Linked DNA regions of Homo sapiens: region 2 is linked to region 1. The links are chromatin loops, found by intact Hi-C in ENCODE. Cell type or tissue: psoas muscle. All regions are shown on one strand. Each heading gives the region's core, and the rest is flanking DNA. Links, peaks and the distances in the headings are about the cores only.

Evidence for each region. Peaks named below come from ENCODE experiments on the same cell type or tissue, not always from the same donor. Only the 100,000 strongest peaks of a DNase experiment are listed, where the experiment ranks them.
Region 2: it touches region 1 in a loop (2.4-fold over the local background); 1 of 110 quality-filtered maps calls a loop at or near these places.

The regions. Positions count from the first base shown.
Region 1 is chr7:4,456,844-4,471,826 of GRCh38, forward strand. The region is part of intron 1 of LOC124901579 (a long non-coding RNA gene); the gene reads left to right. Among named protein-coding and RNA genes, the nearest start is that of FOXK1, 220 kb to the right of the region's middle. In psoas muscle, for the core only: no CTCF peak of the experiment used is centred there; no DNase peak of the experiment used is centred there.
Region 2 is chr7:4,155,623-4,170,605 of GRCh38, forward strand. It overlaps SDK1 (sidekick cell adhesion molecule 1), which reads left to right. Exons shown (of 45, transcript NM_152744.4): 31 at 2,826-2,929; 32 at 6,164-6,234. Among named protein-coding and RNA genes, the nearest start is that of FOXK1, 520 kb to the right of the region's middle. RefSeq lists an enhancer at 13,326-13,826. In psoas muscle, for the core only: no CTCF peak of the experiment used is centred there; a DNase peak (open chromatin) is centred at 7,449.

The DNA.
Region 1 (14,983 bases), core at 6,010-10,009:
CTATCCATGCAAATGTCTTATTTGATGATCTGGATTCATTCAGCAAACAGTTACAGGGCTTCCCCCAAGTCCTGGGCACTGTGATTGTACTGGAAATTCAGCAATAAAAAAACAAGTTTCTGCCTTCATAAAGCTTACATTTTTGTTGGGTGTGGTGGCTCACACCTATAATCCTAACACTTTGGGATGCTGAGGCAAGAAGATCGCTTGAGGCCAGGAGTTTGAGGCCAGCCTGGGCAACAAAGTGAGATCCCATCTCTACAAAAATGTTTTAAACTGAGCCAAGCACAGTGGCTCACGCATGTAGTCCTGGCTACTAGGGAGGCTGAGGCAGGAAGATCACTTGAGTGCAGCGGAACTAATTTTTTTAAAAAGAATGTGGTCAGCTGGGCGCAGTGGCTCACGCCTGTAATCCCAGCACTTTGGGAGGCCGAAGCAGGCGGATCATGAGGTCAGGAGGTCAAGACCATCCTGGCTAACACGGTGAAACCCCATCTCTACTAAAAATACAAAAAATTAGCTGGGCGTGGTGGTGGGCACCTGTGGTCCCAGCTACTCGGGAGGCTGAGGCAGGAGAATTGCTTGAACCTGGCGGGGCGGTGGAGGTTGCAGTCTGCTGAGATCGTGCTACTGCACTCCAGCCTGGGCAACAGAGCAAGACTCTGTCTCAAAAAAAAAAAAAAATGTGACCAAGTTCGAGACCAGTCTGGCCATCACGTCACTCACTCCAGCCTGGGGGACAGAGCAAGACTCTGCAACAGAAAAAAAAAAAAAAAAAATTAGCTGGGCGTGGTGGCAGGCACCTGTAATCCCAGCTACTCTGGAGGCTGAGGTAGAAGAATCACTTGAACCCAAGAAGCGGAGGTTGCAGTGAGCTGAGATCGCACCATTGCACTCCGACCTGGGCGACAGAGCGAGACTCCGTCTCAGACAAAGAAAAGGCTTGTCAATTTGCCTAAAATGATATGTTAAATAATCCAGTTTTTGCCTGTGATTTGAAAGCCAATGCCACATCATCACTCACCAGGTTCCCATGGGTACTTGAACCTATTCCTAGATTCCCAAGTCTATTCCTTGGCCTTTCTCTATTCCTGCCCCAAAGCCTTAGCCATCTCCACGAGCGCTGCTCTGTCATACATCTGAGTGTCTGCTGAGGCTAATGCTCCTTTGTTCTGATGGCTGTAACCTTAGAGGTGCCCCCCGACCTGAGATACTCGCCCCTCTCTCCGTGAGAGTTGGAAATTGTAAGATGCCAAATTGGGGAAAATAAGAGCCAGACTCCACCTGTATCATCAGAGTTTGCTCAGGAAAATAGAGACCGATTTAACATTTCCAGCTCGGAGAGACTTAATACAAAAAATTAGAGACTTAACAATAATAGCATGAGGAGGGAAGAGTTGGTGTTGGCTCAGGAAACTGGCAAAGGCTGCCAACAGTCTCAGCTGTTTTCATTTCCCCATCATGGGAAGTGCGTGGGTGTGCGCTCCAGCCCGCACAACTGCGGGAGGGCAAGGCAGTAGGCAGGGGCCTCTGACCTTGCAGAGATGCCTCCTGCGGACCCTCGGTGGAGAAGCCATGTGAGTGAGAGATGACCTTTTGTTAGATTAAGCACCTCAGATTTGGGGCTGTTACCAAATCAAATCTATGTGAAAGCACAGCCTTTCCTGACTCACACAGTATGTTAGACTTCGAGTTTAAAAGGGAGGGATTCACTCTCTCTCTCATTCTTTCAACACACACATACACACACACACACACACACACACACACACACACACACACCCCCTCTGTTTTTCAAACCAGCAACTAATTACAGCTGGTTACCTATGGGGCCAGGGAGGAATGGGTGGAGGGAACAGAGATGGAATTCCAACTTCCTTGAATATTCTGTGTTACATGATTTTGCTATTGGAACCACGTAATTACTTAAAATAGCTTTCTTTAAAAACAAAATTAAATCAAAACAAAATAAGACAGGCAGTCTCCATGACTCATGCCTGTAATCCCAGCACTTTAGGAGGCTAACGTGGGAGGATCACTTGAGTCCAGGAGTTCGAGACCAGCCTGGGCAACACAGCAACACGTCATCTCTACTAAAAAATGTAAAAGGTTAGCCGGGTGTGGTGGTACATGGCTGTAGTCCCAGCTACTCGGGAGGCTGAGGCAGGAGGAGCACTTAAGCCCAGGAGGTCAGGGCTGCAGCGAGCCAAGATCATTGTGCCACTGCACTCCAGCCTGGGTGACAGCGCAAAACTCAAGAAAGAAGAAAAAGAAAGAAAGAAGGAAAGAATGAAGGGGTGGGGGAGGGAGGGAGGGAGAAAGGAAGGAAGGAAGGAAGGAAAGAAGGAAGGAAAAAAAAGAGAAAAAATAAATAAACAAAACAGTATAAGTAAATCCCTAAAAATTTGCACCAAACTGAAATGAAGGGGCCTAATTGTGCATAAAATTGATAGCATAAGCACACAAAGAAAAGAATTATTAAGAAATATTCCACACAATTTTAGAATATGAGACTTTGAGCATACTTTCTTAGTGGGTCATATTTTGAGCACTAAAATAAAATAAAACTGCAGCCACATTTGTTTTGCTCTAGTGTTAAGTAATATTGATATTATTATTTTGAAACAAGCCAAGGTAGATCATAGGTGAAACAAGATTTTCACTATAAAAGGAAGGAAATACAACTGTAAAATTTAGAAAGTTTTTATTTGCTGGATTTTGTTTTTGAATATTAAATTTTAAACATTTAAGTTAAATAAATAGATTTTTTAAATTAAACTAATATTTAAATGACTTTAAATTTAAATGTTCAATAGTAACATAAAAATATGAAATACTGAATAGTGACACTTGAATTCTCAGAATGAACTTGTGATTTTCATAAGATGCATGTGTCTGGCCAGGCGCAGTGGCTCACGCCTGTAATCCCAGCCCTTTGGGATGCCAAGGTGGGTGAATCACGAGGTCAGGAGTTTGAGACCAGCCTGGCCAAGATGGTGAAACCCCATCTCTACTAAAAATACAAAAATTAGCCAGGCGCAGTGGCAAGCGCGTGTAATCCCAGCTACTTGGGAGGCTGAGGCAGGAGAATCACTTAAACCTGGGAGGCAGAGGTTGCAGCGAGCTGAGATCGCACCTTTGCACTCCAGCCTGGGTGACAGAGTGAGACTCCGTCTCAGAAAGAAAGAAAAAAAAAAAAGATGCATGTGTCTACTGAAAAGATGTAGAAGCAAGGACAAGCCAGGGTGTCCTAGGTGCACATTACAGGGACAGCGAGCACCTTTGCACCTGTATTTTGATATCTAAATATCAGCCTCCTCTAACAGGAACCAACATTCCTTGTAGAAACAGCTGACCCAACATCTGAGACCAAAGGGCATGTGATAAGCCTGGGACATTTTGTTTTTGCTCAAAAAGCAAGGTCATTGTCAAAGATTCATATGGCGACCTTAAAAGGACGAAGGGTCCAGTTTGAAAGGCCGCCCACTTCACGCCTTTTGACTCTTTTTCAACTTGCATTAAGATTTCTTTGCTCATCCACAAGTTATTTAGCAGTGTGTTTTTAAATTCCCAACTTGTGAGCATTTAAAAATTGACCTTTTTGTATTAACTTTTAACTTGGCCAGGTACCAGTGGCTCACACCTATAATCCCAGCACTCTGGGAGGCCGAAGCAAGAGGATCACTTGAGGCCAGGAGTTTGAGACCAGCCTGGGCAATATAACAAGACTTCATCTCTTAAAAAAAAAAAAAATTATCCAGGCATAGTGGCATGCACCAATGGTCCTTGCTATTTGGGAGGCTGGGGCAGGAGGATCACTTGAGCCCAGTAGGTCAAGGCCGCAGTCAGCTATGATTTGCACCACTGCACTCCAGCCTGGGTGGCAGAGCAAGAAGCTTCTAACTTCATAGCCATGTAATCAGAGAACAAAAGCTGTATGAAACCTGTTCTGTAAGATTTATGGAGGCTGCTGTGTGGCCTAGCAACCACACAATTAGTGTCTGCAGGTGGTCAGGGCTCTCTGTGTATCTAGCACTGAAGGCAGAATTCCATGTGGGTCAAGGTTGTGGCTTGTGCGGATCTCCCATATCTTTGCTCATTGATCACCTGATTGGCTTATCAATAACTGAAAGAATTGTAAGGGTCTATTTATCAATTTCCCCTGCAGTTCTGTCCATTTGTAGCTTCATCTGTCTAGGGATATTTTACCCAGTGTATCCCTGTATAGAATGGCTGTATCTTCTTGCTGAATAGAACCTATTACCATTATGCAGAGACCAACTCTATGCCTTCTAATGCTTTTTGTCTTAAAGTCCATTTCGTCTAATATTTACCTAAGTACCACAGTCTTTTGGGTAGTATATTATTACGGCCAGATATTTTTCTCCATCCTTTTGTTTTCGACCTTTGCGTGCCCTCTGCTTTAGATGTACCTTTTAAAACAAGAGACAGAGGTGGAAAGAGTAGTTAGGATAATAGCACCCCCCTCCTCCTCCAGAGAAAGCTGTAAAATCACTGACTTCTGCAGACGTGGCTTGGATTTAAGGGAGGGGCCCACTTCAGCCCCTGCCCATCTTGTGGTTCCCTAGATGAAGTCAGAGAAATCAGATGGGGAAAGAGCAAATTCCACGTAAAAGAACCCAAGGAATCTGGGTATCTCCGGAAATGTAGAGAATGCAGGCGCCCTCAGTTCTCTTTCCTTCTTTTCTTTTGCTATATTTGGCCTTGGTTTTCGTTGCTTTTTAACTCTCCATAAGGTCAGACACAGAACTTGGGGACCAGAAACTGAAAGAGCGTGGGGGAAAAGAAGAACTTGGTAGAAAGAAACCCAGTGAAAAGCCACCCCATCAGGGCAGGAAGTGCCCCTTCCTGGGTCTGTTAGTTCTACACCACTCTGTGAAAGAGACTCCACATTTCAGTTACGTTGTGAGCTCCTTCCTCGCGTGCAATATCCTTTTCTGCTAAATCAGAAGATCCTCAATTTAGAGCAAAACTTGTACGTCCACATTTAAGTTCCTTTATGAGCTCCTTCCTTGCGTGCAATATCCTTTTCCGCTAAATCAGAAGATCATTGATTTAGAGCAAAACTTGTCTGCCCAGAGAAGCAAACCAAGGTCAGCGCGTGGGTGAAGCACCCAGCCTTAACCATCAGGGAGCAGGGGGGCATCTGGTGAGTGAGGCAGTACTGGTCCCACCTGAAGGCAGTTTTCAGATCCATGGAAACACTGGAGCCGTTTGGAAGTGTCCGGTGATGGAGATGAGTGCCTGGTTGGTTGAAAGTAGTCACGGCTGTGAGGATGGCGAGCCGGGAGGAGAAACACAAGGCAAGCAGAATGAGTTAGACTCAAAGTCTCAGGAGCAATGCCGTCACACCTTCTGTCCCATTTTCTTTTCTGCACATGTATACCTGATCTTCCGGTGAACTACAGAGAAAGAAGGGACTTACGGACATTAAGTAGAAAGGAGCAAAACTTGAGCCGGGCGCAGTGGCTCACGCCTGTAATCCCAGCACTTTGGGAGGCCAAGGCGGGTGGATCGCCTGAGGTCAGGAGTTCCAGACCAGTCTGGCCAACATAGTAAAACCCCATCTCTACTAAAAACAGGAGAAAAAAGTACCTGGACATAGTGGCGGGTGCCTGTAGTCCCAGCTACTCGGGAGGCTGAGGCAGGAGAATCACTTGAACCCGGGAGGAGGAGATTGCAGTGAGCCAAGATCACGCCATTGCACTCCAGCCTGGGCAACACGAGCGAAACTCCATCTCAAAAAAAAAAAAAAAGGAGCAAAATTCAAAGTTTTTAATTGAGTTGCACGTACATCAGGCTTTTCAAACCAACTTATCAACTTGAGAAAATAGCCTTTGACTTCAAGAGACAGACTCAAACTCATGACATGTTTCTTTTTTTTTTTTTTTCTCTGTTTTGAGACAGAGCCTCACTCTGTCACCCAGGCTGGAGGGCAGTGGTGCGCTCTCGGCTCACTGCAACCTCTGCCTCCTGGGTTCAAGCGATTCTCCTGCCTCAGCCTCCCAAGTAGCTGGGACTACAAGCACCCGCCACCACGCTCAGCTAATTTTTGTATTTTTAGTAGAGACAGGGTTTCTCCACATTGGCCAGGCTGGTCTCAAACTCCTGACCTCAGGTGATCCACCCTCCTTGGCCTCCCACAGTGCTGGGATTACAGGCATGAGCCACAATGCCCGACCTCATGACATGTTTCAATTGAGACATGACTATCTACTCAAAATAATTTTTTTTTAGAGAAGACATTTAAAACGGAAACTTTGGAAGTCAGTTTACCCACATGGATCAAATGCTTTCTAGAAATACCACACACTTAACCTAAAAATTTCACTCATAGGAGCTTGTCCTAAGACCAGAAGGGGACCATTGGATGCAGATGAATGTATGAGGATGTTAACAGCATTGCTTTTTATAATAGAGAAAACTCAGAAAATAACCTAGATGACTATTGGTAGGAGATTGATGAAACAAATAATGGCATACCTATGCAGGGGAATACTTTACAGCCATTAAAATTATGCTACAGATCAATAATTATTAACATGGAAGATAGCCATTGCCAAAAACAACATTGCTTTTAAAAAGAAACGTGTGTACAAAAATATGCTTACCTTAAAAAATGTTTGAAAATTATTCATCACAGTGTTAACAGTGCCTGTCTGAATGTTAGGATTATTGGCAATCCATTTTTTCTTTGTGCTTTTGTATATTTTGTAAGTTACTTGAAAGAAACACACATTATAATAATGTATAAAAATTAAAAGTTATTAAAAGTCCATTGATAAAATTCTTTCAACATTTAAATGAATAATTGATCTATGTATGGCTTGTGTTTACTCTAAGTTATAAATTCTCAAAGAATAGGGAGCATTTTTTCTTCTTATATTCTCTCCCCAGCTCCATACGCAACACTGCGTGTAATAACTCTGTAATGGCTGTTGATTGACTGGGTATTTAGACGTCAAGCATTGAGGAGATATTAGCAAAAATAGCTAAGAACTAAATTGCATGGCTGGGCCTTTGGCACTAGAATGTTAATAATTGAAAACTAAAACCTTCAAGTCATTTGTTTTTATTATAAATGAACCCACCTCTCACAACTCCCCTTCGGTTTTGAAATCCTGCCAAAGTGTTTCTTCTGATCCCATCCTTTGGCTAATGTGAAAGTTTTAAAAGCTTCTTAATGACATCATTATCCTGCAAATCATCATGAAGGAGACAAAAATGAATCAGGTTTTTGGTAAAGCCGTGCATGGATCTGTGATTTCTGATATGGGAGCAGAGATTGTCTAGGCAACTTTGAGAAGGTAATAAAGTCTTATTTGGCAATCTCAACTTTCTCACCAGCATCTTTGACCTCTGTGTCAGTCAGCTATTGCTGTGTAACAAACAGATCAAAAAGAATTCGGTGGTAAAGAAAAATAGCATGTGTTTTTTGAACTAAACTGGGCTCATCTGGGAGTCTTTGCTTCTTCAAGCTACGAGTCTGGTCGGCCCCACCCCTTCCACCTCTATGATTTGGATCTCAGTCTGCACCATGTGTACTCATTATGGGGTCCATGTTCAAGGGCCAGAAGCTATTCAGGGGAAGCTCTTCTCATGTAAATAACGGAAGGGCAAGAGTGCCTGTCCAACTGTGCAAGCATACAGCAAATCTCTGCTTGTGTCATCTGTGCTCACATCCTTTTGGCCAAAGCCAATGCCCCACATCAGTACAGCAGGAAAATAGATTCTGCCTCCGTAAGACTACACAGCAAGCATGCATGTTAGACAAACAAGAATTCAATTTACCACACCCTGCATTTCAGCAAATCTCATTCACCACTTCTCCTACTGAGCCATTCAGTGTCTTCATGCAGTCCCTGGCTTCTTCACACGGAGGTATTGTGAATGGAATGAAAGGAAATGAAATTTGTATTATTAGAAAGAGTATCATGTGGGAACATTACTGAACCCCAGGAAATGAACTGTAGGATTTCAGACAAGACAGCCCTCCAAGACACTTCTACATAATCATCTATGCTGCCCAAGGGAAAAGCCAGTCTGGCCTGAAGTGGTAAACTGCACCTTCCTTTTTTTCTTTCTTTTTTTGTTTTTTGTTTGTTTGTTTGTTTTTTGTTTCAGATGGAGTCTCGCTCTGTCACCCAGGCTGGAGTGCAGTGGTGCAATCTCGGCTCACTGCAACCTCCGCCTCCTGGGTTCAAGCAATTCTCCTGCCTCCCGAGTCTGGGATTACAGACACCCACCACCATGCTCAGCTAATTTTTTTTGTATTTTTAGTAGAGATGGGTTTCACCATGTTGGCCAGGCTGGTCTTGAACTCCTGACCTCAGGTGATCCAACTGCCTCAGCCTCCCAAAGTGCTGGGATTGTAGGTGTGAGCCACCACGCCCAGCCTACACATTCCTTTTGAGCAAATAAAGGCTGATGTGATGTTTTGTTGGCCCAGTTCTTTTTTCCTTTGAAGATTCTTCGGAGAGGAAAAACTCTTCCCCAGCAGAGGTGGGTGCAGGGTCTGGTAGATTGAATTCTTGTTTGTCTAGCATGCATGCTTGCTGTGTAGTCTTACAGAGGCAGAATCTACTTTCCTGCTGTGCTGATGTTGGGTATTGGCTTTGGCCAAAAGGATGTCCAGCATAAATGACACAAGCAGAGATTGGCTGTATGCTTGCATAGTTTTCATCTCTCTTAGTCATCTTGTAGCCAGAACGGAAAAGAGCACAGGGCAGAGGCACAGAGAGAATTGTGCCAGGCACACAAGGAGAGTGCTTACAAGCTGAGGGAAGAATAGAGTCCACTTTGCCTCGATTTGAGAAGATACACGGTGATTGCCGCCACAGCGTGGGGCAGGCAGGAGGTCACCTCCACCGGCTGTTGTAATTGGCACCATCTGAGGAAGAGCATTTAGATTTCCTTCAAATTGCTGAGTGGGAACAGCATTTACGCTAATGACTCCTTGCTTTAAATCTCTAGGGAAAGCGTATGAAATTTTCCTTTATAGAGTTGTAAATGAGGCTGTGTTTTGTGGGGGACAGTGGTGAGGTATGCGGATAAATGGGTACCCTATTAGGAATGTTGAAAGGAGGCAAGTTGTGGGTTAAAGAGGACTTCTGCAGGGTTAGCAACTAACAGAGGCTTTTAGCTTTTTCTCTCCAAATCTAGAAGCTCATTGGCAATTTTCGTGTCTATTGTGTTCTGAATGAGAACGGGCATCCGTAGCTCTCAGGGGCTTGAACATGGCTGAGATGAGAGGAACACAGAGCAGTCTCATCACTAACACAAGGCAGTCCATGGTGAGACCTAGAGATGAGTACCAAAAAAGAGGGAGGCTTGAAAATAGGATGGTTGGGCCGGGTGCAATGGTTCACGCCTGTAATCCCAGCACTTTGGGAGGCCGAGGCAGGTGGATCACTTGAAGTCAGGAGTTCAAGACCAACTTGGCCAACATGGGGAAACCCCATCTCTATTAAAATACAAAAAAAAAATATATATATGCACGTGTAGTGATGCACACCTGTAATTCCAGCTATTCAGGAGGCTGAGCCAGGAGAATCACTTGAGTCTGGGAGGCGGAGGTTGCAGTGAGTCGAGATTACGCCACTGCACTCCCGCCTGGGCAACTGAGTGAGACTCCAGCTAAAAAAAAAAAAAAAAAAGAAAAAAAAAGAAAAAGAAAAGAAAGAAAAAGAAAAAGAAAAGAAAATAGGATGGTTGGAGGGAGGGGGGTCCTCAAGCATGGCTCTCAGACTGGCAGCTTCAGCATCACCCAGGAGCTTGTTAGAAATGCAAGTTCTTGGTTCCTACCCAAGCCTGCTGAATCAGAAACCCTGAGGGTGGGACCCAGCAACCGTGACCTTGAGAGGTGCCCCAGCCATCTCAGGCTCCTTGACCTACCACCTAAACTAGGGAGAGAAATCAGGATCAGGCCTCCATGGGTCAGGCATTCCATTCCAACCAGAGCTCAGTAGCAATATTAGTCAGTAGTAGTATTTGTGTTGAATAAGTTCACTGAAAGCTGATCACAGTGAATGAACAGGAATAGGAGTCTAAGAATGTGAGAATATAAGGAAACCAGCCTCCTCTTGGAGGCAAGTGGAGCTAAAATAATATAGAATCTAGGCACATGTGGCTCACGTCTGTAATCCCAATGCTTTGGAAGGCTGAGACAAGAGGATCGCCTGAGCCCAGGAGTTCGAGACCAGCCTGGGCAACATGGCGAGACCTTGTCCCTACAAAAAACTTAAAAGTTAGCCACATGTGCTATTACGTGCTTGCAGTCCCAGCTACTTGGGAGGCTGAGGCAGGAGGATTGTTTGAGCCAAAGCATTCAAGGCTGCAATGAGCTGTGATTGCACCACTGCACTCCAGCCCAGGCAACAGAGTGAGACCCCATCTCTCCAGGTGACATCCTCTGAATGCCGAAAGCCAGGTCTATTCCTGGACTTTGCAATTACGTGAACCAATAAATTTCTTTTTCATCAAAGTCGTTCTGAATTGTGTTTTTCTGTCCCTTGAAATTTAAAAACTTCCAACAGATACTGATGGTTTAGGGTCTAAAAGTCAAAGGTGCTGCTGACTTCATTACAGCACACACACACAAAAATGGAACCACTGGTGTCAAGATGTGAGGCTGCTCTTGGCTGGAGAGGACCAGTCTGGAAACTCCAGTCGCTTCCAGGCCCTCAAATCATAAATGTTTGAGATTATGAATAAATATGGTAATTGCTTTGATCTGATCACTATAAATTATTATGTATGGCAACATCATTATGTATTCCACAAATATGTACGATTATTATATGTTAATTTGATTTTTTTAAAACAGGTATTAAACAAAACTAGAGTTTTTGGGGTTTTTTTTCTTTGTTTTTTGGGGGGGGTTTGTTTTGTTTTGTTTTTTGAGACAGAGTTTCGCTCTTGTTGCCCAGGCTGGAGTGCAATGGTGCAATCTTGGCTCACTGCAACCTCCACCTGCTGGGTTCAAGCGATTCTTCTGCCTCAGTCTCCCAAGTAGCTGGGATTACCGGCATGTGCCACCATGCCTGGCTAATTTTGTATTTTTAGTAGAGACAGGGCTTCACCATATTGGTCAGGCTGGTCTCGAACTCCCGACCTCAAGTCACCCACCTGCCTCGGCCTCCCAAAGTCCTGGGATTACAGGTGTAAGCCACCATGCCCAGACAAGTTTTTTAAATAAAAACATTGTATAATAATTGAGAGAGATTCCTCAAGCCCTGCAACCCCTGCTCGGCCCACCAGAGTCTCCAAGCACACCACACAGGAAGATGTAGCCCCTGTCCTTTGGCATGGAGTCCATGAGCCAAAACAATCTGCATCACCTGGAAGCTGGCTAGAAATGCAGGTTCCCAGGTGCCACCCAAGACTTTTTGAGTCAGATTGTGCATTTTAACAGGATCCCCATGTGATTCCACTGATATGCACATTAAAGCTCCAGAAACAGTTTAAACCTAATCAATAGGCAAAATTATGGTGGATGAAATCCCAGCTATTTTAGCAATCAAATTGGATTTCTACTCATTCAATCGGATCCAAAGCTACACCTCCAATGATCAAGATAATCAAACCACTAAGTCACCCTATGACTAAGTATGACTCCCTTCTCACACTGCTATGAAGAACTTCCTGAGACTGGGTAATTCATAAAGGAAGGAGGCCCAACTGACTCACAGTTCCACATGGCTGGGGAGGCCTCAGGAAACTTACAATCATGACAGAAGGGTAAGGGGAAGCAAGGCACATCTTACATGGCAGCAGAGAGAGAGAGAGAGGGAAATGACAAACACTTTTAAACCATCAGATCTCATGGAACTCACTCAATATCATGAGAATAGCATGGGGGAACCACCCCTATGATCCAATCACCTCGCACCAGGTCCCTCCCTCAACACCTGGGGATTACAATTGGTGATGAGATTTGAGTGGGGACACAGAGCCAAACCATATCAGACTATAATATGATTTAGTATAATGTACTATAATTAATATATAAACACACACTCGTGCACATGCACACACCACAAACACACGTGCGCATTTAGACAGGGTCTCACTCTGTTGCCTAGGCTGGAGTGCAGTGGTCCAATCATAGCTCACTGCAGCCTCAATCTCCTGGGCTTAAGTGATCCTCCCACCTCAGCCTCCTGAGTAGCTGGGACTGCAAGCACATGCCACTGTGGCTAATTATTTTATCTTATTTTTTTGTAGAGATGGGGTCTTGCTATGTTGCCTAGGCTGGCCTCGAACTCCTGGGCTCATGCAGTCTTCCCAAATCAGCTTTCTAGAGTGCTGGGATTACAGGAATGAGCCACCACACCCAGCCCGGTTATATTTATATTGTATAGATTTTACTTTGAAATGCACAGGGCACTAGAAAGTATTTTTTATGAATGTGTGTTTATCTAATTGTGTGAATGTAATTCTACAGAATATTAAGACAAAATATGTGCTTTGAATGACGGTATTACATTAACCATGACCATCAGCATTATGAACAAAAGTTGTTGAGTGGTGACTCAGCTCTTAACTTCATACATTTCCAATTGACCGAGGGTCCAGAATAGCTCACCGGATACTTGGTTGGTACCAAAAATCATTCCTTAGAAACGAAGACAGCTGAAAGGGAATCAGAAATCTCCCAACAGTTCCTCTGCTACAGAAAGTAAATTCTGTCTTACTTCCTGAATGTCAAAGTGATTTTTTTTCTGGCTTCCTCTGTGATTAAAAAAAAGGACTGCTTGGAAGGCTTTGGAAAGTTTGTTTTCATTTCTGGTCATTATTCATGGCACAACTTCAGGGTAGCAGGCACCAAAGGGATAAGAATAGCGTGGGTGCTGCTATGCAGTGAGATCAGGCACAGTAAAGACTATGAAAGAATAAAGAAAAATGACCAGAGCTTGTTTTTAAAAAATACAGAGCTGAGTCTATTCAGATGCAAGCAAAGGAGGAAGAGCTCATGAAGAAATGCACTGAGCATAACACAACATTTACATTCTGGATAGGGGGCCCTGCTGGTTGTGCTAATGGAGGATTGATCACCAATGTTGTGGTTGCAGCAGAATGAGCTCACAGGTGTGTGCATGGGGGTTAAAACAAGCCCCGTTGTTCATTGGCATGGGAAATGTCTTCAGTTTGGTCCAGAGGGTATCAGGGGTCAGTCCAAGTGCATGCGCCTCTGTCAGCAGCAGCTGGCTGGGGCCAGGTGTGATGGAACACAAGGGGCAGTTGTGATGTGTCTTAGACAGGTGCTGCTGTGGTAGAAATTTTTATTTGCAACTCTAATTCACTTAGTCAGCACCTGTGGATCCTCTGATATTGATCACTTCGTTCTGATCTTTGCTCTCATGTCATGAGATTGGAGAGGCTTTTCTTGTCCTAAAATCGCATCCCCTCTCCACTGCTGACTCTAGTTCACATCTCTGCATAACTCCTGTCCCTGTCTGTCATCCTGTGAAAGGGAGTGCAGTTATTAGACCCCAGCATCTTTGCTGCTGTCTCATCCACTTCTAGTGGAAGCTTCATCAGGAAAGGGCTTTTTTGTGTCCCCCTATGCATCCGCCTGAGTGTTCAGCACCTAGGACAGTGCCTGGCACCCAGTAAGTGCTCAGTAAGTGTTTCTGAGTAAAAAGCAATACATCAGGCCGGGCGGGTGGCTCACGCCTGTAATCCCAGAACTTTGGCAGGCAGAGGTGGGCAGATCACCTGAGGTCAGGAGTTCGAAACCAGCCTGGCCAACATGGTGAAATCCCGTCTCTACTAAAAAATATGAAAATTAGCCAGCCGTGGTAGCTCACGCCTATAATCCCAGCTACTTGGGAGTCTGAGACAGGAGAATCACTTGAACCTGGGAGGTGAAGGTTGTAGTGATGGAGATCATGCCATTGCACTCCAGCCTGGGTGATGAGAGTGAAATTCTGTCAAAAAAAAAAAAGCAATGCTTCAAAACAAGGGAATAGGGAGAGATTTCTGGGTTTTTGGTTTGTTTTTTGGTTTTTAAGACTTAGAGTCTCGCTCTGTCACCCAGGCTGGAGTGCGGTGGCACAATCATAGCTCCCTGCAGCCTTGAACTCCTGAACTCACACCATCCTCTTGCCTCAGCCTCCAGAGTAGCTGGAACTACAGATGCATGCCGTCGCACCTGGCTAGTTTTGTTTTCAGTTTATGTTGAGACAGGGTCTTGCTATGTTACCCAGGCTGGTCTTGAACTTCTGGGCTCAAGCAATCCTTCCATCTCTGCCTCCTAAAGTGCTGGGATTACAGACAAGAGCCACTATGCCCCACCGAGATTTCTTAAAGAACACAAAATTACAGTCAGATAGGAGGAATGAGTTCTAGTGTTTATAGCATTGTAGGATGGCTACAGTTAACAATAATATATTATGTGGTTTCAAATCACTAGAAGGAGTATACTGAATGCTCCCAACACAAAGAAATCCTAAATGTTCGAAATCATGAATATGCTAATTACTGTGATCTGAGCACTATAAATTATATGTATTGCAACATCATTATGTACCCCATAAATATGTACAATTATTATATGTTAATTGTTTTAAAGCAATGCATCGAGTATTAGACAAAACTAGAATTGGTTGTTTTTTGGGAGTTTTTTTGTTTTTGTTTTTGTTTTCGAGACAGATCTGGGTCTGTTGCCCAGGCTGGAGTGCAGTGGTGTGGCAGAGCGAGATCTTTCTCAGCTCACTGCATCCTCCCCGTCCTGGGTTCAAGCGATTCTCCTGCCTCGGCCTCCCAAGTAGCTGGGATTACAGGCATGTGCTACCATACCCGGCTAAGTTTTGTATTTTTAGTAGACAGGGTTTCACCATGTTGGCCAGGCTGATCTTCAACTCCTGACCTCAGGTGATCCACCCGCCTCATCCTCCCAAAGTCCTGGAATTACAGGCGTGAGCCACCACGCCCAGCCAAAACTAGAGTTTTTAAATAA
Region 2 (14,983 bases), core at 5,891-9,890, 300 kb before region 1:
AAATAAATAAGTAAACAAATCATTTCTGCAACACCTACTGTGTGCCAGATACAACACTGGTATTTACGTGTCCTCATAGGCAACCCCCCACCCCAGCCTGAGAAACTTCGCAGATGGGGAATAGCATCCTTATTCAATCCTTCCACCCATAGATCTGAGCACCTCCTGGGTGTTCTTGGCTCTTGGGATACAGCAGGAAAGGAGGCCGACTCGGTCCCTGTCCTTGTGGATGTTGAGTCTTGTAAAGACAGATAGTCGTCAAGGAAATGTCACCCATCATGATGCAGAAGATGAAGGGAAGGAACAGGGCACGGGGGACAGCAGGCAGGGCCATCTGAGCAGATACTTGCAGATCCATAGGAACAGCTGATCCTTAGTGAGCTTGCCCCACACCACACACCTGACTCTGCTGAGTGTCTCACCTGAGTTTAAGCCTCACCTCAGTTTCACGATGCCTGTGCTATTAGCCCAGGTAAGGAAACTGAGGCAAAGTATGCTGTCCAAGGTTAACTGGGAGGTAGAAGCCAGGCAGTTTGACTTTGGGGTCCACATTCCTGATGCCCACTCTGCTGCCTCCTGGTACAGGAGCCAGTGGGGCTATGGTGGGTGGCGCAGGGGGAGGAGGCAGGGAGGTCGTGGGAGAAGACACATGGTTATCACCCAGATGAGGCAAAGTAACTCCTAGGATGCCAGGAACAGAGGGGAAATTGTTTGTTTTAACTTAGCAAAGGCTGTCTACCAGAACTCTGGAGCAAAGGTCATTTTTATGGTCGGACTTCAGAAGCATCTCCATTAAAGCTGGGACCAAGGCCAGCTGTCTCCTGTGGCTGTTTTTCCAGTTGTGGACGCTGAGTGCAGAGGGTCTGAGATGTGCCTGCGGTCAGGGACTGGGAAGTACCAAGACCAGACCAGGTTCTGGAGGGCTGCAGTGGAAAAGCAGGCCTTGAGGTGTGAGCTGGTAGAGAAACAGTGTCACCTGGTCTTAAGCAGGACGGGGACCTGAAAGCAGGAATAGAATCTAATCATGGTTTCCAAAAATGGTTATCAGTTTTCTAAAAAGCAGAATCCTTCCTTTAAACCAAGTATGACCCAGGCCGAATGCATAAACCTGATGGGCATGGAGCTCTTGTTGGCTGATGGGGGCTGTGTGGGCCTCTGGACTTCAGAGACTTCAGAGTCCTGGGGGTCCACAGGGCTCCATTTGAAAGCCACTGGTTTACAGATTCCATTGGGAGTGAGGACAGAAGACTGGTTTTCAGGTGATGAGGGCTTCGGTTTAGAGTGATAGTTGAGACTTTTAGACATGGGTAACAGAGGTTAAGAGTCCTGAGGCACCCCGAGTTTTCTGGTCTGGAAACTGAGGAGGATGGAGCCCTCATCTATGAAGAGCCGCTGCCCGCCAGGGAGGAGAACAGAGCAGTTTCCTCACTTGCTCATTCGGAAGTCGAATGAAGGGTATCTGAGAGGAACCAGCCAGTGACTGGGTTGCAGGGCGGGTCCCTGACCGGCTGGGGCTTCACCAAGATCCCAGCATTGTCTGCACGGAAGAGTTTGGCTGAAGTCTTAGTCTCAGGCATGGCATGGGGCTTGGCACAGGAGACCCATTGCATGTGGAGTAGCTGGACGGACGGACGGAAGGAAGGAAGGAAGAATGAAGGAGGGGAAGGAAGAAAGGGAAGGGAAAAGGAAGGAGGGACGGGAGGTGGAAGGGAGAGAAGGGAAGAAGGAAGGAAAGTGGGAAGGGAGGAAGAAGGGAGAGAAGGAATGAGGGGAGGGAGGGAGGAATGAAGAAAAGGAGGGAAGGAAGGCAAGAGAAAAGGAGGGAAGGGAGGTGGAAGGGAGAGAAGGAAGGAGGGAAGGAAGGGAGGAAGAGGGGAGAGAAGGCAGCAAGGAGCGGGGAGGGAGGGAGGAAGGAAGGTGGGTGGGCAGATGGAAGCGGGCCCGAAGTGCTAACAGCAGAAGGCACCTCAGGAAAACATGAGTCCCGTTAAAATCTCCGTCGACGGGCTGGGGGTATTTTTCACTTGGATGCTTGACAGGGATGTGGTCTTTTGTAAAGTGACATGTGAATATTGCCATTTACTAGTCTTGTAGCAGTGGGCCTCAGTTTTATCATCCTTGAAATGGGAATAATGATGCCTCCTCTCCCAGAGCTCGTGTGAGTTCAAAGGGGTTGCACTTGCCAAGCGCCTGGCACCGTGTCAGCCCCAGTGAATGGTAGGGGTGCGGGGCTGGCGGGTCTCTGCCTGCAGCCGGCCAGGAAGTGGACCTTAGAGAATGCTGCAAGGCTGGGTCTGGCCCAGTAAAGAGCTCCAGGAGGACGGAGCGTGAGAATCAGGCAGGAACTCATTTTATACTTCGGATCAGCACAAGGGCCCGGGGAATTAGCTCTTCCTGAGGACTTCTCTGGATCCCTTGGAGAGCAGTGATGTGCCGACTAGAGTGCAGGGGTGGCTCCAGTGAGGGGTTGGCACTGCCTCCCCGAGGAGCCCTGAGCAGAATCTTCCCCCTGGCCAGGACGCCCTGCACTCCCTGCCCTCTGTGCAGCTCCTTTCTCCCTGAGGATTTCAACCGTCCAGGTGTTCAAAGGCTTCTCCCAGGACAGGTCCAGGGTCTCCTTCAAGCCCCTGCTCATTGCACCTAGGAAGTGATTGGGTCCGACCCAAGAACAGCCTCCTTGCTAAGCTGTCTCGGGCCCACACAGGAGCCCAGAGCTCTCAGGGCAGGGGAGGGATTTGCCCCTCTTCCCAGGGCTTCACCAGGAATGCCTGAGGGCAGGACAGGGTGGCAGGGCCCCGGCAGTCACGGTCTCTTCCACATTGCAGACTGAGGCCCTTCACCTCCTACAAGCTGCGCCTGAAAGCCACCAACGACATTGGGGACAGTGACTTCAGTTCAGAGACAGAGGCGGTGACCACGCTGCAGGATGGTGAGCAACCCGGGGCCCAGACCGCGTTCCTGGCCGCTGCCCCTGGAGCCCGAGATACTTAGGCCACACTTTCGTCTTGAGCCAGAAAGGGGCCACCAGGGAGTGGTGGAAAGCAGTAGAATTCCATTAGTGACAGACAGCTCGGAGGGTTTCCGCACAGCCTGTGGTCATAAATCAAGGTTTCAAGGGCTTCCAAATGGAATGGAAGTTTCTTTGATTGGCTTCTAAAGCCCCTACTATCCATTAGCATCCCAGAAATTGAATAATTGATAGGGTCATTAAAAATAAATGTCAGCGGGTAGCTGGGTTTTAAGAGATTTTCCCCATTTTTCTCATTCACGAGCCACTCTTTGACAACAGCGCAGGTAAGTGATGGGAAGCGAGGTCTCCTCAGAGCTCCAGGTGGCGTTTTCAGCCGCTCCGTCCTACCTCGGCGGCGTCAGGCCTGAAGATGGATTGTTATTCTGTGTGGCCCAGGCCTGTGGCGAGCCCAGGAGGCAGCTCTATCAGCCGCGTCCAGCGGTGATCACAGGACGGGTGGGATGGAAAAGAGTGGATGGTGGGTAATAGCTCAGCTCCCAGGCTGGAAACCCAGTACTTAGTTCACCCAGCAGCGTTTCATCATCATTCCCGCAACCTATCCCCAAAGCACTGTCTTTTCCATTTAACGCTCCAGTGGAAGAATTTTCCAATAAACCAATTTCCAGCTGGCTCACCCTGTGACCTCACATCTCCACTTCTGCTCTCTCGATGACCTGGAAGTGTGGTTTCTCCCACATAGGCCTCCCTTGGCCTCAGGGACCAGCAGAGGGTTTGAGCAAACCATTCCCGGCTTCTCAGCAACTCACAGAGGCTGTTTTGCTGCAAACCCTGCACTCCCAGCAGAGCAGAACCTGCAAGAGCCTCCAACAGGCCCCAGCTGTGCTCCCAGGAAAAGCACACTTGCCCCTGGAAAAGCACTGGCTGGCTTCTGTGGCTCCTGCCTCTCATCCAGCTCTTTTCTGAGCACAAATCCTGGGAGTTTATTGGAGCTTTGGGGAAAGCCAGTGAGAAAGAGAGGAGCCGTCCCGGGTATATGGGGTGGTCCAGGGCCCTAGTGAGCCCTGCTGGGCCCTGAGGAGCCGGGCTGAGCCCCAGGAGCTCACTGTCCAAGGGTCCCACATCGTTAGATTCAACCAACTGTGGATTGAAATGTTCAGAAAAAAAGTTAAAAATACAAATTAAAGATATACAGTGTAACAACTGTGTATTTGTTTGGAGAGTGTTATGACCTTGTACAATTTCTAGATTACTCATGAGAGCTCCTACAATTATAACATTGTAACATTGTTATGTAACAGTATTACAAATTATAACGTTGTAGGAGGACTGATGAGTAACCTAGAAATGATTTAAAGTATGCGGGAGGATGTGTGCAGGTTACACCTAGAAATGATTTAAAGTATTCAGGAGGATGTGTGCAGGTTACATGCAAATACTGCACCACTTTATTGTTAGCAAACCTGGAGGCAAAAGCTACTTGTAACTGGAAAAGCCTTTCCGGTTAATCTACTTAAAGTGGGGACCAATTTCACACTAAACCACAAGGGAAAGGCTTTGCAGGAACTAAATTACAAAACAAAAACTATATAAATGCATTCATTTTAACGTTACCTTTAACACAGTTGAGGTAATGTTTGCAACTAAGCACTAAATCTTAGAATAAAGAACAAAACCCCACACAAGCTGATGTCATTGTCGTAATCTCTCTGACAGATTGTGTGAAAGCAAAGTGCAACAGCCTCCTTTGACCTCCAGGGCAGCATCCAAAAGGACCATTTTTGAAAAAAATATTGAAGGGCCTCTTCAGACTCCAGAGGCCTTTCTTACCCTTTGATATTCAGATTGGGCTTTGATGCACCTATCTTGTCATCGCCTTCCCTGGGATGTGCAGTTTCTCTTTGCAATGGAGTTGCATTGTATTTGTGTTGTATTGTCTTACACTATCTAGAGATTGACAGGCACAGACTCTCTCCAGGGGTTGGGGAACCCTCGGCAAGATAGGGAGAGTCCTCTGAGTATGTGGACGGTTTACTGATGAACAGTTTCTTTTTATAGTGATTTCTATTTCCCTGCACAACCTCACAACTCAAGGACATTGAGAACTCCCTGTAATGGCACCGCTGTATCACCAGGGCTGTCAGGAAGCTGGCTAGAGGGCCCACCATTAAGCTGGAACCACAGGAGGTTAAGGGGGTTGGAGGGAGACCCATCCCTAAAACAGAACGGGGAAGGTGGAGGTGTGACTGATGCAGGCACTGCCAGGGCTGAGGAGGGGGTGTCTGGCAGGTCCAGAGGAAAATCACAGAGCCGGTGACCCCGGGACCCAATCTTGGGTTCTAAGTGGAGAGGCATCTGCTAGATGCACAAGTGTGCCTGTGGGAAGAACATCGTCATTCCGTTCAGTGAATATGGACTGGATACAGAATGCGTGTCACACTTCTGCTGGGCCCCCGGGATCTTACAGCTGGGAGGCATAAGAGTTCAGCTCAATATGCCAAGACAGGACCACACAGATTTGGAGGGAGCAGAGGAGGCAGGGAAGAGGGGCACAGAAGACCTCTTGGATGTGGCAGATGACAAGAAGTTTAGTTTGGCTAGAGTGCAGGGCATGGCCATAGGCAGAGGTCAAACCAGCCTTGTCCCTCCAGAGAGCAGAGCAGAACCATGGCAGACTCCCCTTCACTTCACCCTGCTGTCCCAGCCAGCTGCAACCTCACCAGAAATCAATCTCCTTTCCTGACAGCCTTTTAGTGTTTCAAACCAAGTGACCTGGCATGATCATGTGTCCTATTCAGGAAAAGTAGCTCTCACCTAGGTATCTTAAAAAAAAGAGAAAAAGATAAGTTCCCCTGCTCTCCCAGAAGACCTGAGCCCTGCAGGGAGGGTCTCGAGCCAGAGAGCTCCAGGACAGCCTCACTGGAGGGGTGGCTCTCGGAATGTCCACCACAGGGAGAGCCCAGTCTGGGTCTGTTTCTCGGGGCCATTGTTAAGGTTGGCTCCCTCCTATCCCGAGGACAGGCTTTGAAGGAGAAGCTCTGGGAAGCCCCGAGGAAGGGCAGGAGAAGGGGACCCCTGGAGAAGGAAGGAGGCAGGGCTCACCAGCCTCCCCATACTCACTGAGGGTGGCCCTGGGAAGGGCGGCAGAACATAACAACCACCCTGACCCCCGCTTTCCTCTCCTGTGTGTTTCAGTTCCAGGAGAGCCCCCGGGATCTGTCTCAGCGACGCCACACACCACGTCCTCTGTCCTGATACAGTGGCAGGTAAGAGCGCGGGGAATCACGCGCGTTTTGTCAAATGTGTTCTCATTTCCCTGCGCATTCAGCCACAACGGCTGACATGGACTGCAAGCTGAGCCCTGAGCTAAGCGTTTGAGAGTAGAACCAAGGAGACACACCCTCAGACTCAAAAACGCGAGGGGGAAATGGTGTCAATTATCATCTCGGTGTAATTTCCAAAACATTAGAAGCAGGACTGTGATGCACGTAGAGAATGAACTTGACTCCCCTTATTCAGGAGGGACCGGCAGGATGGGGAGGCCAGTCTGAGAGCGTTGGAGGAACTGGGTATGTCTTGGCATTTCACCGAGGACGTTGGAGCAAGGCTTCTGTGTATACACAAATTGGTTATCGCCCTACAAGGCAGTAAAACTGCAACCGCTGGAGTTAGCTTTTCTAGAGAAGTCATCTGCAACCAGACAAAATATCTACCGGATTGTACATATTTTCCCAAAGTCTGGGGGTGGGTGGTGGTGGTGGTGGTGGTTGTTGTTGTTGTTATTATTATTATTATTATTATTATTATTATTATTATTATTATTATTTTGGGACAGAGTCTCACTCTGTCACCAGGCTGGAGTGCAGTGGCACAATCTAGGCTCCCTGCAACCTCTGCCTCCCGTGTTCAAGCGATTCTCCTGCCTCAGCCTCCCAAGTAGCTGGGATTACAGGCGCATGCCCCTACACCCAACTAACTTTTGTATTTTTAGTAGAGATGGGGTTTCACCATGTTGACCAGGCTGATCTTGAACTCCTGACCTCAGGTGATCCACCCACCTCAGCCTCCCAAAGTGCTGGGATTACAGACATGAGCCACTGTGCCCAGCCAAGTCTAGGCCTTTAATCTCCAATGTGCAGTGAGTTAAATGAAGGCATATTCTTCCAGATAATCACACACTCCTTGTTGGGCCTGCTCAGCAATGCTCCAGTAAGGCATTGAAGGACACGCTGCCGTCTCTTTCCCTTAGTTTCAATTTTGGGCAATGCTTACTGACAAGTACATTGATGACAAATATAACAGAGGGACAAAACTGCCCAAGGAAGGGCTGCAGGCCCCAGGGAGATCCCAGCTGAAGAGTGGGGCGGGGAGCTGTGCGGAGGACTCAGCCCAGGGCCTGTGTAGCCCGGATCCGGGGCAGACAGATGTTGAGTTTCCCCAGGGCTAGAGCTTGGCCTGGCAGCAGACACAACAGATGGACAGGCAGGGGGCCAAGCACGAGGGCAGAGTCAAAGTTTCTGGCCCACAGGGAGGTTCCTGAGGCCAGAATGGGGGCTGCTGTGCCAGGGAGCTGGGAACATAGTGGGATGGGGCCAGCATGGGGTGGGTACGGCATGAGGACAGGTCAGCCTGGGAGTGCCTGCTGGGAGCTGGGGTCAGGAGGGCAGTCTGGTGGGCACGAGATTCTTCCTTGGGGCTGAAGCTGTCCTCAAGGACAATGGCAGGGTGCCCGATGCAGCAGGTGGGAATGATGGTTCGGGAAGTCAGGAGAAAATCAAGAGGGGAACAGTGGTCTAGACATGGCCTTGGAGGGCGAGGGGATGTCCCGGCCACATGCCCTCCGCCGGTGCAGGGGAGGCAGGAAGGGGTCCTGTGGAAAGTGGGGGCTGCGGGAAATGGAAGGGATGCTGGGAAACACAGCCAAGGCCACCAGTAGGTGTCCCAGACAGAGCATCTCCCAGGGCCCTGCAGAAGGGCCACTCCAAGGGACAGTGGCTTCACTTTGCAGCACGGAGGATGAGGTCCAGGACCAGGCTAGGACAGGAGGTGCCAGAGATGCCTGCTGGGCCGGGAGAGAGACGTGCTGAGTGAGCAGCGCCAGCCGCAGCCTTCCTGGGCATGGTCTTGAGGTGCGTAGTGCTAGAGATGCCAGAGAGGAACCCGGTGAGCAGAGCCAGGCTGGGCTGTGGGTGGGGCCAGCCAGGGGGAGCTTGGGAGGGGCTCCGCTTTCACCCTCTTGCTGTATGATCCTATGAAATATGACCATGTTTGAGGTATGAAAGTGGCAATTTATGTGATTCAACCTGATATCACTTGCTACTGCCACTTATCTGAGGGATGGAGAGTAGGCGTTTAACAAGCTGGGTTCTGTGAAGAGTGTGTCATCTCCTTCAAGTGTCCATGGAGGTGTGCGGGGCTGCGTCTCGGCTGCCTTTCTCTTGCTAAGGGATCCAGCTTCTCTGGGTAGGATAGGAACCTTTCCAGGCAATGAAAGAATGTCCCAGTGTCTCCTGGTGGAACTGGAAGAGCACTTCTGTGGCACTCAGCCCTACTGAGTTTACCAGAGCATAGGGGGGCCAGAGTGGGAACCACGAAAACAGCCTGGGCCCCACCTCTGCCCCTGGGAAGCCACAGCCCCTGATCTGTCTGGGAGCCACTGGAAAAGTGACGAAGGACCCACCCGCAACTTGCCATCGGGTGACTGTGGCCCTGAGAGGCCCCTCTGACTCCAGGTTCCTCCTTTGTAAGAACAGAAGGTCACAAAGGTGAGCTCAGGTCTCACACAACATCTCCAGTCTTTGGGGGCCGCTAGACCCCCAGACCCGAGCTTCAGCCCTGACTCCCGTGAGGGTCTCCGGTGGGAGGTTAGAGACATTCAAAATGGAAATGCAAAGTCCCAAGTGCTCGTTTCCCAGCCTGCACCAACACAGTCAATCACAAGAACATTGGCACTTTGTACCATGCTGAATCCTACCAGAAAATTCACATTTTCTTTGTAGACGTGGCGGCAGCCTGCCAATACCTTACCTAGGTAAGCTCCTTTCCTATAAAGGCAGTGAGCATCAGGGCTGGGATGCGTCACCTCCTCCAAACAATGGTTGTGAAGGCATCACTTGCTGTCAGCCCCAGTGGACGGTGCAGGGCTCGAGCTCCCCTTGGTGCTGCTGGACAGCTCAGGGACGTGCCTAGTGCCACCTGGAGGAGCTGGGCTGGTGTGTGCATCAGCCGTCCCCCTCCAGAGCCCAACAGAACAAACTAATTGCAAGAAGACCAGAGCAGGAGGTGGTCAATACAACGTCCTGTAGAAATAAATGCTTGTCAACTGCCAGGCAATTGAAGTATAATTAAAATTATGAGTAATTTACTGCATTAGAACAAACAGAACAAAGAAAAAGAAACTAGGTTTAAATATAGATTTGCATTCCAAATAAAATGTTTCACCTGTAAACCTTTTGTGTTTTTTGTTTTGTTTTGTTTTGTTTTTTTAGTAATTACTTTAAAAATGCAAACACAGGGCCAGCACTTTGGGAGGCTGAGGCGGGTGGATCACCTGAGGTCAGGAGTTCAAGACCAGCCTGGCCAACATGGTGAAATTCTGTCTCTACTAAAAATACAAAAATTAGCCGGGCGTGGTGATGGGCGCCTGTAATCCCAGCTACTCGGGAGGCTCAGGCAGGAGAACTGCTTAAACCCGGGAGGTGGAGGTTGCAGTGAGCCAAGATGGCACCATTGCACTCCAGCCTGGGCAACAACAGCAAAACCTTGTCTCAAAACAAACAAACAAACAAACACGGGCTGTAATTTCAAGGCTTATAGACCCATTTAAATGCCTCCCTTAGTAGACTGTCAGGCTTGATTATTCTTAGTAGGACAGTCAATCCTTGCCTTTCATGGGATCCAGTTCTGTTTGAAAGCTAAGGAGTAGAACTCCTTCTGTCTTCCAGGGTGGAGTGCAGTGGTACGATCTCGGCTCACTGCAACCTCTGCCTCCCGAGTTCAGGTGATTCTTCTGCCTCAGCCTTCTAAGTAGCTGGGATTACAGGCCTGCACCACCATACCTGGCTAATTTTTGTATTTTCAGTAGAGACAGGATTTCATCATGTTGGCCAGGCTGGTCTCAAACCCCTGACCTCAGGTGATCCACCCACCTTGGTCTCCCAAAGTGCTGGGATTACAGGAATGAGCCACCATGCCCAGCCTTGTGTTTTCTTTTAAAGACAGGGTCTTTCCCTGTCACCCAGGTTGGAGTGCAGTGGCGCAATCATAGCTCATTGTAGCCTCCAACTCCTGGGCTCAAGCAATCCTCCCACCTCAGCCTCCCCAGTGTCTAGGACTACAGGTGTGCACCACGATGCTTGGCTACTTCTTCAAAAAATTTCATAGAGATGGAGTCTCACTGTATTTCCCAGGCTGGTCTTAAACTCCTGGACTCAAGCGATCCTCCTTCCTTGACCTCCCAAAGTGCTGGGATTACAGGTATGAGCCACTGCCCAGCCTGTAAGTGGGTTTTGAGACTGTTTTCTAGCAAAGAAAAAAATCCCAAGCAATTGATCACACCATACGGGAGGCTCTCAGTGTAAAAGGCACCTTCCCAGAGGAGGGTTACATCTGCCTGGGCAAAGGCAGGGAGGCATCCCGCCGCTTCAGAACACATCTTGGGGCTGTTTCTTTTTCTCTTCACTTGTGCCACCCACAGAGGACCAACACCTGCATGGAGTGCTGAGTTCCAGAGGGGACTGAGGCAGGCCACAGAATGTGAAGAGCTTTCATTAAGCGCAGTGGGCTCTTTAAGGCATTGATAGGAAGACAGCAGAAGGAACGAAACTAACTCTGGCCAGAGGGGCACCTGAATGCACTTGGCAGGACTGCCAGGCCCCTGCAGTGAAAGGCTGGAGAAGCGCGTGGCCCCCGGCACAGCCTGAGGAAAGGCTCACGGGTGACGTCACTGGTGTTTGATGTTGTGTCTCACGGGTATTGCGTGTTGAGCCTCCTGTGCTCTCAGAACCATCAGGACCAAACTCCGGAGAGAATCCCTGTTCTACTCTCCACAAAGCAGAAGGCACAGGATGGAAAGTGAAAGCTCAGATGGTTTCACTGAGCTTCCGGCCCGGGGGACCACGGTGGCCGGATCAGATTTGGATTTGGGCACCTGCTCTGCCTGAACTCGCAGGAGACAGTGGCACGTGGTTGAGCCTCCCTCAGCCCAGCTCCCTGTCTCTAGAACTAGGAGAGTTAGGCCCTGCCCTGCTGCTCCCCTACCTCAGCAGAGAGAGCTGGGTGGGAGGTTCCACAGAGGCCAGCAACGGCAGAGGGTCCGAGGTCACCGTTCAGGCAGCTGGAAGGAGAGAGGCTTTCCCTGCAGGTCCTGCCTCCTCCTACCCCCAGGCCTTCCCTCCACTCAACTCTGTGGCTCCAAGGTGCCCACCCTCCTGGGTCTTCCCCAGACCATTGACTTCTTCCTGCCTCCCCTACCTGGTGATAAAACCCAGGCACACTCCTACCAGGTCATTTGCATTTAAACAGGCTCTTTTGCTGTGGCACGCCTGTAATCCCAGCACTTTGGTAGGCTGAGGCGGGCAGATCACGAGGTCGAGATTGAGACCATCGTGGCCAACATGGTGAAACCCCGTCTCTACCAAAAATACAAAAATTAGCCGGGCGTGGTGGCGGGCACCTATAGTCCCAGCTACTCAGGCTGAGGTAGGAGAATTGCTTGAACCCGAGAGGCTACAGTGAGCAACCCAGGAGGTTGCAGTGAGCCAAGATCACACCACTGCACTCCAGCCTGGCGACAGAGCAAGACTCCGTCTTGAAAAAAACAAAAACAACAACAGCAACAAAAAAACGGGCTTTTGAAAAATGAAGAACCTCCAGGAGGCTGCTGGCGAATTTCTGAGGCGTGGCAGGCACAGGGAAGGTGTTTTGAGGCAGGACTCCCAGTTCCCTTCAAGCTTCTCTCCACACAGATGGCCAAGCCAGGGTGCAGTGACACACAGATGAGGTCATGTTGAACTCCGGCAAGTCCCACTCCACCCCAGGGCTCTGACTGAGCATCCGCCATGGCTGAGGCCTGGCCCAGGTGCTCTGGGCATTTAAACATGAACAAGACCCGAACATGGCCTGCCCCTGGGCATATGCAGAGTCAGAGACATGCGAAGGGCTGGGGACACGGGTCTGTGGTGCAAAGCGAACCTTTTGTTTCCAGTCATATAATACTCTGGAGGCCATCTGGCCAGACTTCTGCCTGTCTTGGGCACAGGGTTGAGCCTGGGAGTTTGAGCAGTCAGCCCAAGCTTGTACTGCAAGGTGGCTGCAAGGCCACGACCCAAATCTAGAGCCTGACCTTGACCTCATGGGTTCCATGGAGCCGCCCTGCTGATGCCTCCGAGCACCTCCGGAGTTGGAGAGCCTCTTTCACAGATTACAGACAGGTTAATCCCAAAGTCCAGGAATGGAAAATATGGTTGAACCCAGTTCAGAACCCTGTGCAGGCAGGCCCGGGCATCTCTGTGAAGCCACCGGACCCTTTGTAAGTGACGCTCCCACTGGGAAGATGACACCTGCTAGCAGAGTGGCCTCTGCCAGCTGCTGCCTTCAAGGAAGCCACCCTCTGGGGGCACGGCCGCCTGGACCCCCTCCCCAGGCCTGGAAGACTCCTGCCAGGAGCGGATGCATTTTGACTCTTCAGTGATTTCTGGTGCAAACAGCATCAGTTAGCCTGTTGGCCAAATGTGGCCCCAGCCCGGTGGCTGACGGACACTGTGTCTGTTGGGCAAGGCGGATTGGCCATTTCTTATAGCTCTAAATCATCTCATTCGCCTAGGCTAGAAATATCTGTGAGTCCAGGATCAGTAATCTTCGGCCCCTTCCCCTCCATCTTCCAGCCCCAGAGGCTGGGAAACCACACTTGGGCCCAGGGAGAACATTTTTATTTTCCCAACCTCCTAACTTCCTGCTTAGTTGATAGTTTTGGTGAATTGAATCCAGCCTTCGTCACGCCACCTGAGCTTCCCTCCTCCCCCAGAAGTAAATTGCACTCTCTGTAATCCTGTCTTGTCTGTGCATCTGCAGAGCTGGCTGAAGGCCTCTGCAGTCTTCCTTCTGAGGTACCAGTTCCTCGAGCTGCTGCAGGTCTATTCTGGGGCGAGAGGGAGGCTTTGAAGGTGACCTCAGGGCGAGGTTGCTTGGCTGGTACTTACAGAGCCCCTGCTGTAAGCTTTTGATCTGTCTGCTCGCCTCTTCGTCATGCTGATAGTCAGTCCAGAGCCCAGAAATGGAAGCTGAGGTCTCTCATCTTCACTGCCCAGACTCCAGCCACTCCCACCCCACCACCAGTGTGAACAGCAAGGACAGGACTCCCAGCAGGACCGCCTGGGACCATCTGGGTGGACCAGGAGCCTTGGGCAAAACAATCCGGCTCTCTGGGTGCGCAGGCATGTGCTGGGTGAGAGCCATTAGCGGGGACCTGTTGCTGTGTGGTTGTCAGGGGCCCAGGAGAGGAAAGTCAGAAGCCCCCAGGGTCTTGGAAGTCACTGCCATCTCTCATTCAGCAAAGGGCTCCTGTCAGTGCATTTTTGCAAGACTGGTTGTTACCGGGAGTAGCAGTAACCCAGGAATCCACCAAGCCCATCCATGGCTCCGGTGGATTGGAGGAAGCTCCGTTCTGGCCAGTCTCCTTCTGGGGAGCCCACCCAAGTGGGGAATGACCCGGCACTTGGGCTAGTCCTGGCTCAGGCACTGGGAACTGTACCTGTAGCCTGGCTGCTGCTCCTAGACCCACCCAGACCTGCCCCTGCCCTTCATGCCCCTCGCTCCCGTCTAGTGGGGCTACACCAGGCACTGTGCCCGCCTTGCAGAGGGCCAGCCCTTCTCCCCTCATCAAAAGCCGCCTCCTCCTCCAAGGGCAGCTCAAACGCCATTCCCTGCAGTTATCCTCCAGTTCTTCCTGGCAGTGAGCTCGCCGTCTCTGAGGCTTCAGAGCCGCCTTCCTCACTCAGTCTCTGGCACCCGGTGCACTATAGCTCAGGAGATCTCCTAGATGCAATGAGACGGCAAGGCTGGAATATATTCCCCAAGGGGCGGAGCTCAGTGTTTGCGTGCATTCCTCCAGTAACATGCCCTGAGCTCTTGGTGAGTCAGTGTGAGGAGACAGGTGCAGCTTTTCAAGGAGCCACAGCACCAGGCCTTCCTGGTGGCTCTGGCACTGCCCTCCCTCCCTGCGGGAGGGCCCCTGGGCACAGAGCTCTCCTGCCTCCCTTAGAGCCACCTCTTTGCAGTGGCCCGAGTCACACAGGACAGATGCGCTGTATTCTTTAGGGTCAGCAGAATGACCATGGAAAGCAAACGGCCATGGAGAACACTTCCTTGGGGCTCAGTACAGAAACCACTCTGTCTCCTCTTTCTGAAATCCAGATGGCCTGCGGAGAATTGCCTCTCTTCAGTCTCACATACCGACTTTTCCAACTTTTCCATCCATTGTATTTCTTCTAAGAAGGTTAAGTAAACCTTCTATTTCATTGTGGCTAACAGTTGTGTTTGAAGAAGGATGCCTTACAGAATAAGGGTTTTAATTTCAGTCTCAGCTGTGGCCCATGAGATAACCAGGGCTAGAGTTTGAAAGAGCAGACTGCAGGATCACCTAAGCCCAGTAGTTCGAGACCAGCCTGGGCAACATGGTGAGACGTCATCTCTACAGAAAATTTAAAAATTAGCCTGGTGTGGTGGTGCAGGTCTGTAGTCCCAGCTACTCGGGAGGCTGAGGCAGGAGGATCGCTTGAGCCCAGGAGGTCGAGGCTGCAGTGAGCTCTGATCGCACCCCTGCACTCCAGCCTGGGTGACAGGGTGAGATCCTGTCTCAAAAAAAAAGAACAGAACAGACTACCTGGAACCCCCTTGTGTGGTGATGTGAGTGGATGTGCAAGTGTGTGTGTGTTATGCACACACAGGATTTCCACCACGCCCCCACATCTCTGGTGGTGCTTTCATCACGACACTGTCGGGAGCCAGATTGCAGTT